Linked DNA regions of Homo sapiens: region 2 is linked to region 1. Evidence: read pairs that join two places in POLR2A ChIA-PET (ENCODE). Cell type or tissue: HepG2. All regions are shown on one strand. Region 1 overlaps ANKRD55 (ankyrin repeat domain 55). Region 2 overlaps IL6ST (interleukin 6 cytokine family signal transducer).

What was found. Peaks named below come from ENCODE experiments on the same cell type or tissue, not always from the same donor. Only the 100,000 strongest peaks of a DNase experiment are listed, where the experiment ranks them.
Region 2: POLR2A ChIA-PET joins it to region 1 with 5 read pairs; 2 of 35 experiments call an interaction of 5 or more read pairs at or near these places.

What each region holds. Positions count from the first base shown.
Region 1 is chr5:56,209,825-56,213,824 of GRCh38, forward strand. The region is part of intron 2 of ANKRD55 (ankyrin repeat domain 55); the gene reads right to left. Among named protein-coding and RNA genes, the nearest start is that of ANKRD55, 22 kb to the right of the region's middle. In HepG2, no CTCF peak of the experiment used is centred here; a DNase peak (open chromatin) is centred at 1,837.
Region 2 is chr5:55,950,844-55,954,843 of GRCh38, forward strand. IL6ST (interleukin 6 cytokine family signal transducer) reads right to left here. Exons shown (of 17, transcript NM_002184.4): 11 at 3,967-4,000; 12 at 1,407-1,508; 13 at 1,086-1,232; 14 at 621-761. Among named protein-coding and RNA genes, the nearest start is that of IL6ST, 42 kb to the right of the region's middle. In HepG2, no CTCF peak of the experiment used is centred here; no DNase peak of the experiment used is centred here.

The sequences.
Region 1 (4,000 bases):
CTTGGAAGTCAATGGATTTGACTCTTTGTGAAACTGCCCTCTAGAAAGGTTGGACCAATACACACTCCCAAGCAGTGCTTGAGAGCACACTTCACCCCATTATCAGTGATAGTGTGCTTTACAATTAAAAAAAATTAATGCTGATGTGAAAGGAGAATAGTGATTATTTTCAATGGTCATTTTTTTCTTTTTTTAAAATTTGAGATGGAGTCTCGTTCTGTCGCCCAGGCTGGAGTGCCGTGGCACAATCTCAGCTCACTGCAGCCTCCGCCTCCCGATTTCAAGCTATTTTCCCACCTCAGCCTCCTGAGTAGCTGGGACTACAGGAGTGTGCCACCACCCCCGAAATGGTCATTTTTTTCTTTTATTCCTGAGAGAGAAGTATTTTTATGTTTATGTCCATTTTATGAATTATCTGTTGGTATCCTTTCTATTGTCTCTACCCAATTTATTTGAAAGTGCTTTATAGGCCGGGCGCGGTGGCTCAAGCCTGTAATCCCAGTACTTTGGGAGGCCGAGGCGGGCGGATCACGAGGTCAGGAGACTGAGACCACGGTGAAACCCCGTCTCTACTAAAAATACAAAAAATTAGCCGGGTGCGGTGGCGGGCGCCTGTAGTCCCAGCTACTCAGGAGGCTGAGGCAGGAGAAAGGCGTGAACCCGGGAGGCGGAGCTTGCAGTGAGCCGAGATCGCGCGACTGCCTCCAGCCTGGGCGACAGAGCGAGACTACGTCTCAAAAAAAAAAAAAAAAAAAAAAAAAGAAAGTGCTTTATATACAGTAAAGACACTAACCCTTCATCTGTTATAATGCTACAGTTACCTTTCCCTGTTTGCCAATTAAGTTCTCAGTTTGGTTTTGTTGGTAAAAAAATATCTTTTCAGCATTTATATAGTCAAAATCTATGGATACTGCATTTTTAAATTGATTTCACTGCTTTTATGATTAGAAATAACTTTATGAAACCTTGTGCTTATTTATTTGATATTGAATTGTACTTAATATAAATTTGTAAACTTTCTTTTTGTATTCTGCAATCAATTTTTTTCAAAATAGTCAGTTATTAGTTAATTCTCCCTTTCCTTGCTTAATTGTAATGGCAACCTTATATATACTCAATCATTATTGACACTTTAGAGGAGGCTCCTCCTGTAGCCTGTTCACTGGAACTGTGGCTTGGGGAGCGGGGACCCCAGATATACCCTCTCTGTAGTGGTGTGCGTGAATTTGGGGGTACAGCCAAAGGCCATTTCAGGCACACTCCATAAGTCTTGTGGTAGGTCCCCAGTCAAAGTTCTTAGCTTCTAGAATTGTTGGTAGCACATCTGAAGGAATTAAAAGACTCAGAATAACCCTAAAGTTAGTGAAGACTGCTACACGATTACTTCCACAGAAAAACAGTATCTCCGAGTCTCTATAAGAGCACCCGCTGGTACTGCATTGCTCATGTGATCTTTTCAGGACCGTTTCAATGCCTGAGTAACAGTCTTAATGATGGCCAGCACTTAACATAGAGCTCACTGTATCTCACTGTATGCCCAGCACTGTGTAAGCACTTCCTAGAAATTGACTCTTTTGATTCTCACTGTATGAGGTTGAGGTAGGTACTACAATTATTCCCATTTTATGGATGAGGAAACTGAGGTACAGAGTAGAAACAAAGTGACTTATCCAAACTTGCACAGGTGGCAATTGGTAAAACCCAGGTAAGGCTGCAGCCTGTCAGGCCTTGGATCCCGCCCTCTGACCCCTGTGCACTGTGGTCTGGAAGCACTCTTTCACTCAGAGACAAAGCCCTCATATATTCCAGTGAACTTGTGACCTCTTTTTGGTGCTGGATGGACATTCCACATTTTCACATTCCATTCTCACTGACTCACGGCAGCTTGTACCCTTCTTTCCACCCTGTTGCACAAGCTGTGTGGCATGGTGTTTTGCCTTACACATCATTGTGCTAGAGTTTATACTCACTGTAGCAAAAATAACCTTTAAATATTAACCCAAAATTGGAAGCACACCTGTGAACAATTGGCTGGCTGTACAACAGGGAGGGAATTAAGGCTAGTGGTAATAGCACAAATATTCTAAAGTGAGGTTGAACAAGTTCTTTTAAAACATTAAGATAAATATCAAATGGCCAAGGGACAAATAGTTCTCATATTGAAGCACAGAAAAAAAGTAAAATTTTTAAAATTTATTTTCTAAGATTAGCATAAACTGGTAAAGACACACACACACACACACACACACACACACACACACACACGCGTACCTATAGACCAATTCGGTTTGTGAATACAAAATTGTAAGTTTCAAATTAAATTCTACTGGATCAATTTCAGTTGGGTATTGAAATAAAATAATGCATCATGGCCAAATACAGTTTATTCTAGAATATAAAGATACTTTGGTTGGAGGATATCTATTAATAAAATATGTCATACCAATAGAACAAAGGAAAAATAAGTGATTGTATGAGCAAACACCAGAAAGGCATTTATGAAATTTGACCCCTATAAGATAAACAGATAAAAAGTGCTTATCTATTTCAAACCAGTTGCAAACATTATACGTAATAGTGAAACAATAGAGAAGGGAAGAAATAAGACAAATTCTAACAAATGCAGTAAGATATGAAGCAAAAAGAAATGAAATGTAATAATTATAAAGGAAGAGCAAAATAATAATAATTTATTAATAGCTAACTTTTACAGACGAATTTTCTTTCAGGCACTGTCCTAACAATTTTATTGGAATTAGGCCATTTATTTGTTTCAGCAACTTTATGAAGTAGGTAGTATTTAACCCCTCCGCTCCATTTAAAGATGAGAAAATTGAAGCACAGAAAGGTTCAACAACTTTCCCAGAGTTGCACAGCTATTAAATGACAGGATTTGAAACCAGTCCATCTGGCCTGAAGCCGGGGTTCTCAACCACTATGTGGCACTGACCATCAGGGTTTGAATGATTTAATTATCTATCAGACAGCACATGGGAATTATCCATAGAATAAGTAGAATTAATAAGATTCAATTAAGTTAGTCAGATTTAAAAATAAATATAAAACGAGATAGTTCTATATTAAATAACATAAGGGGGAAAATAATTCATTACATGAAAATATAAAATACCCAGGAATAAACCTCACCAAAATATCATAATTTAAATGAGAAAAACTATATTGTGGTCCTGGTGTTCTACCTTCTGAGACTAAGATGCCTTCTGGATAAAAACTTTATTGTGGGATATAACAGAAAAGTTGGATTTATGGAAATGCATACCATAGTCCTAGACAGGAGGACTAAAGAGTATATACAATTTTAATTATTACCAGATTAAAATATGTTTACTCTCATTTCAATCAAAGTTCCAACAATTGTTTGGGAGGAGGTGTCAGGAAAACATTAACTTTTATTTGTAAAAATAAATAGATAATTATGTTTTAAAGAAAACAAAAGAATATATTTAAGTATTTGCTTATTAGTACACTGAATCTCTCTGGAAGGATGCATAAGACATTGGTTACATTATTTTGCTTCCAGGGAAGGGAATTGGACCACTGAAGGTAGGAGCGGGGATGGATTACTCATCGGACATTTTAAATACCTTAAAAGTGTGTGAATATATTACCATTCTAAAAGCAAAAACAAAGAAAACAACAAACAAAAAGTAGGTAAGAATATCCAATAAAATTGAAAAAAAAAACAATATTGAGGGAGATTTCCTCTATCGAATAGTACAACATATAAAACTGTAATAATTAAAATAGTGAGATTCTGCTTCAAAACTAGATAGATTACTAGAGCAGCAAAGAGTCCAGAAACTTGCCTGAGACTAGCATGGCAGATGGAAGTAAACAGATAGGCTGGCTTACGAGCAAAGGGAGAGTTTTATCCAGAAGGCGTCGTAGTCTCGGAAGATAGAACACCAGGACCAGAGGGCAGGGAAAGCAGAAGCACTGCAAAGCCTATGAGTGTCCCTGAAGGATTAATTTCCTTCTG
Region 2 (4,000 bases), 260 kb before region 1:
GAAACTGAGGTAGGAGGATCACTTGAGCCCAGGAGGTCAAGGCTGCAGTGTGCCATGTTCATGCCATTGCACTCCACTGTAGCCTGGGCAACAGAGTAAGACCCTGCCTCCAAAAAAAAAAAGTAGAAAAAAGATGAAAACTAAAAAGCATGCAGTACATATGATGATCAAGAGGTCTTCTGAGTGACACCAGAGAGGTTTCAGTGCAGGGGTGGGGTAGGACCCCTAATTTCAGTATGTTAAATACTGAGTGGGAGGTACGGAAGTGAAGACTGTAAAGTGGACTAGTCCTTCAAGTAATCTCTCAATAAAAGAAAGAAATGAGGATAGAGAAGGAAAGAACACACCCAAACCAGTGAAAAAAATGAACCCACATGGAAAGATACACAAATTCTTTTAGGATTTTTAGTACAGCTGAATATAGTCAGAAGCAGTTAATAAAATACCAAAAAGGTGAGGAATAACACTTTCTATAAAGAAACCACCAACCAAAGCCAGATAATATAAAAATCATCATGAATCCAAAGATGTACTTTTTAACACAATTTTAGCACATAAACTAAGTTCATTTCTAACCTAAGTTTGAGAAAGAAAAAAAACCAAACTTCATTATTTCTTACCAAACTTTGGGGTAGTAAAAGTGAATTCTGGACCATCCTTCCCACCTTCATCTGTGTATGCTGCCATTCGTACCATGTACAATGTGTCACTAGTCAAAGAGGACAATGTATATTCTGTGTGGGAAGAATCCACATTCACAGCTGGAAGAAATAAGAACTGTGCTTCATTCAACTATTCAATGCTTTTGCTTATTTGGCCTATATTTGGCATTGTGAAAGTGTTAAAAAAGAAGCGAAGTATTTTTGTTGGAAAACAACTTTTATAATGTTCTGACATAATTTTATGTTCTAAAGCACAACACAATACTTTTTCAATAAATCCATGAAAGTAACCATAAGGCAAATTCTCAGGTGTCTCCTGAGGCCAATATACTATAAGATGTATAAGAAGAACAGACTTAAATTAGTACTTAAAAGCTTAAGGAAAAAATAACTGATTCTTAATAACTGATACAGTTTTATTACCAGTTTCATTTCCAATGATGGTTCTATAAAATATAGTATAATTTCTGATAAATCCATTCTGAACATCAACAGGAAGTTGGTCCCACTCTAAGACAGCTTCGTTTTTCCCTACTTTTTTTGTCCGAACAGTAGGTCCTTTGGAAGGTGCTGTAACAGAGTGAACACATTTGCTAACTGAAAATCATTTACAATCTAGTAAAATTTCCTTGTCATAAAATCATTTGAACATAATGAGATACATCTTTATTTAAAAGCGATAAAATGTTTCTGTTAATACAAAGCCCTAAACTTTTTTTTTCAAAGAAGTGAGTTTGGACTTACGAGCTTGTTTAAGGTATGCCTTTATGGATTCAGGGCTTCCTGGTCCATCAGCATATACTGGAGTAACTGTTATCAAATAGCATTTGCTCTCTGCTAAGTTCCCTAAAGCAAGAATAGCAGATTAAGCATGTTTTTCCATAATGAAAAAGTCAAGTTAATACCGTAATTTATTTTTACATTATAATTTCATGACCACTTAATTTTCTTTTAAAACTGCAGTTTTCTAAGTAAGCATTGTCTTTTGTGTACTGGATTCAAGCTTAATCAGGTAAAACTGTCTGTAAAAGTATTGCCAATGCAGTGGATAAAAAATACATTGTTAAGAACAATGATGGTATTTACATTTAGAATTTATAAAACAATGATCTCAAATTACTCTGGATTTTATAGAGTCTGACAATTTTTGTATGTCTTACCTACAAGAGAGAACAGCCTAAGGAGCAAGACGACTAAAGCAGTAAGACCTAGGGGAAAGCACTAACGGTCCTAGTTTGCGAGTTGGAAAAAAGGGTATCTTAAAAAATTTCCTCGGCCAGGCGCTGTGGCTCACGTCTGTAATCCCAGCACTTTGGGAGGTTAAGGTGGGAGGATCACTTGAGGTTAGGAGTTTGAGACCAGCATGGCCAACATGGTGAAACCCCCCTTTACTGAAAATACAAAAATTAGCTGGGCATGGTGGTGGGCACCTGTAGTCCCAGATGCTTGGGAGGCTGTGGCAGGAGAATCACTTGAACCCAGGAGGCGGAGCTTGCAGTGAGCCGAGATCGCACCACTGCACTCCAGCCTGGGCGACAGAGTGAGACTCTGTCTCAAAAAAACAAAAACCAAAACAAACTTCCTTTATTTTTATCTTTTTTAGCATGCACCACTAAAATTTTTCTTATTTATACAGTATATTATCTGTACATATTAGAAAATGTTTTATTGAAATTTATACCTTCAATAAGAATGTATATTCCTTAACTATTACTCATGAAGTTACATGCTCCTTTACCTTCTTAAACAGATTTTACCTTTTCTTAATGATTCAATATTACCAAAAAATGAACAATTTTTATATTCTACTCTAATGTGATGCTTTCAGGGTTACTGAGCAACATACGACTACCTACCCAAACTTAATGTCTCCACAACTTATGCTAGCTTCTATTTTTTTTGAGATGGAGTTTCGTTCTTGTTGTTCAGGCTGGAGTGCAATGGCATGATCTTGGCTCACTGCAACCTCCGCCTCCCGGGTTCAAGAGATTCTCCAGCCTCAGCCTCCCAAATGGCTGGGATTACAGGCATGTGCCACCACGCCTAGCTGATTTTGTTTTAGTAGAGACGGAGTTTATCCACATTGGTCAGGCTGGTCTCGAACTCCCGACCTCAGGTGATTTGCCCGCCTCAGCCTCCCAAAGTGCTGGAATTACAGGCGTGAGCCACCGCATCGGCTGCTGCTTTAAAAAGTTTCTATTGGCTCTGAGCAGTGGTTCACGCCTGTAATACCAGCACTTTGGGAGTTTGAGGTAAAAGAATCGCTTGAGGCCAGGTGTTGGAGATCAGCCTTTGCAACACAGTGAGATTCCCTCTCTACAAAAAAATAAAATTAGCTGAGTGTGGCAGCATGTGCCTGTAGTCCCAGATACTCCAGAGGATGAGGCAGAAGGGTCACTTCAGCCTGGGAGTTGAAGGCTGCAGTCAGCCATGATCATGCCACCATACTCTAGCCTAGGCAACAGAGTGAGACCCTGTATTTATTTTTTTTTAAGAAGTTTCTATAGTTATTTCCAGCCTGTTTCAGGACTTCCTAAGCTCCACCATGTTTTTAATTTGATAAAGTCAGTAAACTAGATAACCAAGCTTATTAAAACTGTACACTAATAACATGTAAGTCCAAACAGCCTGTATTATGACTAAAGCTCAAAAACTTTATGGCAGGAATCTCTCTGCTTAGGGCTTTTCTCTAATTAACCATATTATTCACAGCTGAATTCTAATTATTAATTATCAACAAAAGACTATAAACTGAGTTTTTTTCTCTTCAAAGTTGTTGTATCACTTTATAACCACTTAAGCAGCACCATAACACACAGACTGGAGCGCTACGATTCATTACTTCTGTCCTTTGTTACTACTTCCAATTGAAAGACATAAGGAAATCTGAGTTCTAGTTCTGCTTCCTCTATCTGATGGTTCTAAGACATTACACAAGTCATCCAGATGCTCTAGGAAACTATTTTCTCATGTGAAGGATGAGGTACAGAGAACATATAACTAATCAGCAGCAAAGGTTGGACTCTTATATTTCTCTATACTCTATAGTTTTAGGAGTTTTCCCTTGACGATAAAATCATATTGGGGTACAAAAAGAAGAAAGTATTAACCCCACTCTGTTCATAAAGAGACTGTAATTCAGAGAGGTTAAGTATGACTTGCTGAAAGTCACACATCTAGTAAGTAGTGAGGCTATGATAAATTGGAAGTCGTTTCAACGGACCAAAACACTATAAGCAAAAGAAAAAGCTGCCTAAAGAGTTAGAAAAAGGATATCAATTTAGATGTTTCTAGCCAGGTATACCTCTTAAATAGGTGCGATGCACGGTACCATCTTC